Linked DNA regions of Homo sapiens: region 2 is linked to region 1. Evidence: chromatin contacts called from ENCODE Hi-C or POLR2A ChIA-PET data. All regions are on one chromosome and are shown on one strand. Each heading gives the region's core, a stretch centred on a gene start or an enhancer-like site at or near the end of the contact. The rest is flanking DNA. Distances are from core to core; before and after follow the strand shown.

What was found. Hi-C counts contacts between places; a loop is a spot of excess contacts on that map. ChIA-PET counts read pairs that join two places held with the same protein, here RNA polymerase II (POLR2A). Pooled maps may share reads with other maps.
Region 2: a pooled map shows a loop between it and region 1 (2.7-fold over the local background). The contact joins two enhancer-like sites. A Hi-C loop is called at or near these places in 4 of 168 maps with a recorded cell type or tissue (IMR-90, ascending aorta and heart right ventricle), 1 of 37 single-sample maps with no recorded cell type and 4 of 50 pooled maps. POLR2A ChIA-PET finds 5 or more read pairs at or near these places in 4 of 52 experiments (A673, AG04449, BJ and 1 more).

What each region holds. Positions count from the first base shown.
Region 1 is chr11:121,654,367-121,657,531 of GRCh38, reverse strand. No RefSeq gene overlaps it. Among named protein-coding and RNA genes, the nearest start is that of SORL1-AS1, 200 kb to the right of the region's middle. RefSeq lists an enhancer at 1,486-1,695. Within about 2 kb of position 1,456, at least 35 of the 41 ENCODE cell types and tissues checked have a DNase peak (open chromatin) inside an H3K27ac peak, as active enhancers do; they include IMR-90, PC-3 and ascending aorta, where a contact is called at or near this core.
Region 2 is chr11:122,045,359-122,048,359 of GRCh38, reverse strand. It overlaps a transcript of MIR100HG not described here. Among named protein-coding and RNA genes, the nearest start is that of MIR125B1, 53 kb to the left of the region's middle. Within about 2 kb of position 1,384, at least 5 of the 41 ENCODE cell types and tissues checked have a DNase peak (open chromatin) inside an H3K27ac peak, as active enhancers do; they include IMR-90, PC-3 and ascending aorta, where a contact is called at or near this core.

The DNA of each region.
Region 1 (3,165 bases), core at 207-2,706:
ATGTGTGGAGGTCCCACCATCTTTCCTACGCCTCCTCCACACAGTGGGGTGGCCCCTGCAGCAGGTAAGTGATGAGCGAGGCCCCAACCACATCTAACAAGATGGCCACTCTGTCTGCCTGGCTGGCTGATGCCAGCACCAGCCGCTAGCTCCCGACATGCAGGACTTAAAGCATCTGCCAGACTGGTGCCAGCTTTTGATCAGTACCATGTTGAGCCAGAGACCTGCAGGGAAACGGTCAGGCTCCCTGTAGTCGACTAGCAGGAATCTTACTGAAGAATTTGAGCACAGATTTAAAAGTGAGGTGCAGGCAGGGGGAAGGGGTGTGGGGGACTGCTTGACAGAGGCTGTCTTTTCAAGGCCAGGTTATTCCATCTCTGCTAAGGGAAGAGACACCCTTTCCTGGCTGGTGGTTGGAGCAGGATTTCTGGGCTCCCTTTGCACATTTTGCTGCTCTGCCCTGGGGGTCAGAGGGAGTCTTTTAGCCTCAGCTCATGCATCTGTAATACCCTGAGACCACCGGGATGGGTCCCTAGTCTCCCCCGTGTCCAGCTCCACGGTGTTGCAGTAAAACCACAGCAGGGCCGTTTACAAGACACTTGACGACTCCAGCCAGTCCACTCGCCAGAGGGCCTGCAGGAGGGCTCCTGTCTTCTAAACGAGTCCTCTGCGGCCTAGGCTGCTGTCCTTAGGAAACCCAGTCTACATCCTTGGCAGACATTCAGAGTGCCCCTAAAAGCTGTGTGCTAAGATGGGGAGCCCCCTCCTCCACTGCCCCCTTCCTGGGACACCAAGCCAAGTGTTAAGCAGAGGCCCAGCCCCAGAAACAACGCGTTTTGTGTCTGACAATAGCAGCCTACGTGACTTGAAGGACTCTGCTGTTGGTAAACCAAATGCACGCCAGTTTTGCTTATTTGCTCTAACCTTCAAAGAACCTAGAGGTCCCTTTCTAGTTCAACAAATAAATCCAGTTCCACTCTAGCGGGCCTCCTGGACAAAGTTCCATTGTTACGCCTTCCCTGAATGTCCACTGCTCGCTCCCTCTCAGGCACCCTAGCCCCACGCCTGTTCACCCTTCTTTCGTTTTGGGATAAATCAGCCTCCTTTTTTTGTTTTGTTTTGTTTTGCTTTAATTCTTTCAAAGGGTAAGGAATGTTGACACCCCCGAAACATGCCTCTGATGTCTGGGTAGACTTCAGACGGCTGTATTTGAACGTGCGCTGACGCAGTCGGGCAGATTGGGTTAAACCAAATATTACAATTGCAAGAACTCATCTGGAACTAATAATTTTGAGGCCACCGAAAGTAAAAGGGCCCTGCTTTGGGGCTGGCCAGCGGCAGAGGCCAGCTCGGGCCAATGCTGCCACCTGCCGAGGGCGCCGGGAACAGGGTGCGCCGCCGCGGCCTTCCTGTTTTGCTCTGGCCCCGCTCACCGGCTCCCACGCAGACAGGTTCGCCAGCCAGCCAGACCAGGGCTATTTTAAAAGGCTAGCGCCTCTTCCCAGCCCTTGGTGTAAAGATAGCTAGTCTGGCTGTCCCGTGTCTTCGCTGAAAAAAAGACAACTTCCCAATTATAGAGCCGGGGCTGGCTACAAAGGCAGTTGCAGTTGGAGTCCGATTAAACACGTGCCGGGTGGATTACACAGATCATGTGTCAGTGGCTCGCCTAGGAGGAAGGCTCGTTTAAGTTCAGGATTTTTATTTTGCGGGGGATGATGGGGACGTACAACTCTGGGTTATGTCGGCGCATTGCTGAACTGCGAGTCACATGCCAGATCCAGAAATGATGAAAACATCTGTTTTTGCTTTAGACCAGCGAGGCTCTGGCGGTGGGGAGGGGCGCGAGAGGGACGGGAATGGCTTTGCTCACCAGCACCATCTGCTGAGCCTGCTGTGGAAACGCGTGCGTCCCCAGCACAATGCAGGTTGCCACTCGCCCCGGGAAGGGGGAGATCAACAGGTGGGGGTCTCTGCCCGGGCGATCACTCTCCATGGAGGACAGCCCCGATTGTGCCCTGGGGACTGTGCAATCCCGTATTGTCTCGGAGTGTTCACAACAAAGAGCTTTGTCCCTGAGGACTGCCCGAGGGCAGAGGAGGAGGAGAGAGAAGCAGCAAATGAATTCCCAGGTTGGGAAGGAAGGAGGTAAAGGGGGAGGGGAGTAGCTCCTTAGTGGTTTGCAGACAGTAAAAATTTGCTGTTCTTTCTGGCTGAAATCTACCAGAACAAAGGAACCACGTCTCTATGAAAACTCCCAGCTGCACTTCCCCCCACCGTCCCTCTTGCCTGCGATGGTAGCTTTTGCTCGGCATGTCTGAGAATGTTCCAGTATTCACAGAGACCTTTCTGGTCTCTATGACCAAAGTATTCACAGAGACCTTTCTGGTCAGGCAGGGCTTGACCAGCCCTTCAACGTGCAATCCTCCCAGCTTCAAGAACCCAGCAATGGGATGGTTCTGAATCGGAGCCATACTGACAGCCAAGCCAACGGCATTCTTTCGATGTACAGCAAATATTTACTGCCTGCCTGCTAGGTGCCCGGAACTCACTCAGCATAACTATTTGTCATACAGCTTAAAAAACAATACAAATATGTCAGAGAAAAATGTATGTTTAGTGTCAAGTGCGTGTTTGAGACAATGACAGCTCTGAGTTGAGAAGCAAGGCGAGGATTGCAGACCTCGAATCTACCTTTCCTCAGTATTTGGGGGCAGTTCTGAGAAGAAGCTGGATTCCTCCAGCTTGTGTTTTGGGTTGTGTAGTCAAATCCCCTGAGTAACTGATTTTAATCAACCTGCTTCAGCTCTGACCTCCAGCCCTCTGGCGTTAAAGATAAATCCTCTACAGTTCCCATCCAAACGGCATCCATTACTCACAATCAGAATTGGGTGGGGACCTAGATTCCACTCCCAGGAATCTCCTCTGGGCCAGGTACAAAATTCTGAGCTACAACCAGATGAACAGTACTTCCCAACAACACACAGAGAGGTTAATCCAAGGGAGAAAAACCTGGGTCAAATGAAAAGATCGAGGCTTGCAGACCTCATTAAGCACAGTGCCTCCCTTTACACGCAGCTACCAAACACACCCTCAGCTCTCTGCTGCCCACAGCTGAGGTTCCCAGAAGAGCAAATGCTGCTGATCCGGACCGAAGTTAGTCTCTTC
Region 2 (3,001 bases), core at 135-2,634, 390 kb before region 1:
CACCAAGGCAGAATTTTGAAGACCTCTGAAGCCAGAAAGACTTAGTTACGAATCCCTGCTCAGTCATGCACAAGCTACGGGTCCTTGTCCATGTTACTAAATCTGTCACAGCTTAATGTTTAAAATTTAATGGGGCCGGGCGCAGTGGCTCACGCTTGTAATCCCAGCACTTTGGGAGGCCGAGGCGGGCAGATCACAAGGTCCAGAGATCGAGACCATCCTGGCTAACACGGTGAAACCCCGTCTCTACTAAAAAATACGAAAAATTAGCCTGGCATGGTGGCGGCGCCTGTAGTCCCAGCTACTCGGGAGGCTGAGGCAGGAGAATGGCGTGAACCCGGGAGGCGGAGCTTGCAGTGAGCCGAGATTGCACCACTGCACTCCAGCCTGGGTGACAGAGCGAGACTCCGTCTCAAAAATTAAAATAAAATAAAATAAAATAAAATAAAATAAAATAAAATAAAATAAAATAAAATAAAACAAAATAAAACTTAATGGTATCAGATCCCAAATAAAAGCCTTCCTCTTGGTGGGAATGCAAATTAGTACAGCCATTGTGGAAAACAATATGGAGATTCCTCAGAAAATTAAACATAAAACTACCCTATGATCCAGCATTTTTGCTTTTGGATATATATCCAAAGGAAGTGAAATCAGTAAGTCAAAGAGATAGCTACACTCACATGTTTATTGCAGCATTATTCACTGTAGCCAGGCTATGGCATCAACTTAAGTATCCATTAATGGATGAATGGATAAAGAAAATGCGGTACATATACACAACGGAATACTATTCAACCTTTAAAAATAAGGAAATTCGGTCATTTGTAACAATGTGAATGAACCTGGAGAGCATAATGCTAAGTGAAATAATCCAGCCACAGAAAGACAAACACCACATGTGCTCATTTATATATGGAACCTAGAAGAGTTGAAATCATAGATGCAGAGAATAGAAATGATGGTAACCAGGGACTGGGGTGGGAGGTGTTAAAAAAGTCTTGCTCTGTATCTATAATTTGGACTTTTTTTTGTTTGTATTAATGACTCTTAAACATATAAAATCCCCCACTGTATTTTTGGTCTGTCTCTCCAGTTCCCCGATACTGTTTTATTCCTTAATTCTTTCCTCATCTTTAAAAAGAACTCTTTGTGTTTACTTTTCTTTACCTCTTAGAAAACGTCACCAAAGGTTGTTATGAATCACAGCAGTCTGGCTTGAGAAATGGTCAACATAAAAGTTCCAAATATAATTTATCCCTGGATGATGTTGTCTGTGAATTATTCATACAATCTGATTAGGAACTTGAGAGCATTTGTAGTCAAATAACAACTTTTCTCCAAATGACGCACAGCACGTCTGAGACAGAGCACAGTGATCTCAATTGCCAGATGAGAAACCGAGGCCCAGGAATGCAGAGGGCTGAACCAACGTTGAACGAGAACTGTGGAATAAAAAGTCAAAATGTTTCTACCAGGGCTTAAGACTAAGTAGTAAATCCCCACCTACTCCCTCTCCTCCTCCTATTTCCTGTAGGATAAATTATTTTTAAGAGAAACACGCAGGTGAAAGGAAAACACGCTCTTTGAGGACATGTGGCTAAACCAGATGCTAACAGCATTCAAGCTCAGATACAGCAATAACAGCAGAAACCAAATGTGAACTAAAGCCAGTACCTAATCTGCTGTTCTTAACCTGGCATCCAAGGCCTTTCATGAGCCAGCCCCGGCCTGGTTTGCCAGCCTTGGCTTGCCCACCGAATTCCCAACTGGAAACTGAAACCCCAAGTGACATTCACACTAAACTCTCTCCAAACTCCCAGCATCTCCACCCTTCTTCTCTTCCTGTCTTACTTATCCTTCCATCTTTGACCTGAGCATCAATGCCACTAGGAGTGCTTCCCAGCCTTCTTCCACCCCTCCTTGGGGTTAGAGTCCCCTCCCCTGTGTTCCCAGAGTACACTGTGCATATTCCTGTCTTAGTTTCTCATAGTGTGTTAACATTACCTGCTCCCTTGTGGCCCTTTCCCACCACACTGGGAGCTCCTTTAGAGGAAAGGCTGTAGCTTGAGTGCTTGGCGCACATTAGTTCTTCAATAAATGCATGCTAAGAGAATCAGTATTGTCCAGGTCTCCAAAGAAAAATAACTCTTTGGCCAGGTGTGGTGGTTCACACCTGTAATCCCAGCATTTTGGGAGGCCGAGGTGGGTGGATTGTCTGAGGTCGGGAGTTCGAGACCAACCAGGCCAACATAGTGAAACCCTGTCTTTACTAAAAATACAAAAAATTAGTGGGGCGTGGTGGTGGCCATCTGTAATCCCAGCTACTCGGGAGGTTGAGGCAGGAGAATCACTTGAACCCGGGAGATAGAGGTTGCAGTGAGCCAAGATCACGCCATTGCACTCCAGTCAGGGCAACAAGAGTGAAACTCCATCTCAAAAAAAAAAAAAAAAAAAAGAAAAGAAAAGAAAAAAAATAGAAAAAGAAAAAGAACTCTTTGCTTGATTTCTTTTTCTTTTACCAACAGGTAATGAGCTTTCCCCTTGCATGTAGTAAGGCTATGATCTAGCAGACTTGTTCTATGGAATCAGTATGGCTTACCTAAGTAAAAAAAAAAGAATAATAGATTGTTTGACTTGAAAGGACGTTCAGAAGTCATTTATTTTTCACCCCCATCAGCCCCAATGTGAATTTCCTAGAAATTTGTAAAGATTTTAGTAATTAAAGGCCACAAAAGGTAGCAGTCAGCATTAGAAACAAGGACATGTTAACCTTAAACGGGCTCAGATGGCATGTTCAGATAAGTTTGGTTTTCAAGAATCAAGAATGAAGCTTCCAACTTGTCACCCCTTCCTGTTGAGACATGTGAGTACATAGAAAGTCATGTAATTCATAAGCCTATGATTCATTTACTCTCCATTCATCAAACTGCTGAGTGTCATGAATGCGTTTGACGCCTGTTTAAGCTTCCTTTTCTTGACAAGGAAGTTTGTTTTTGGG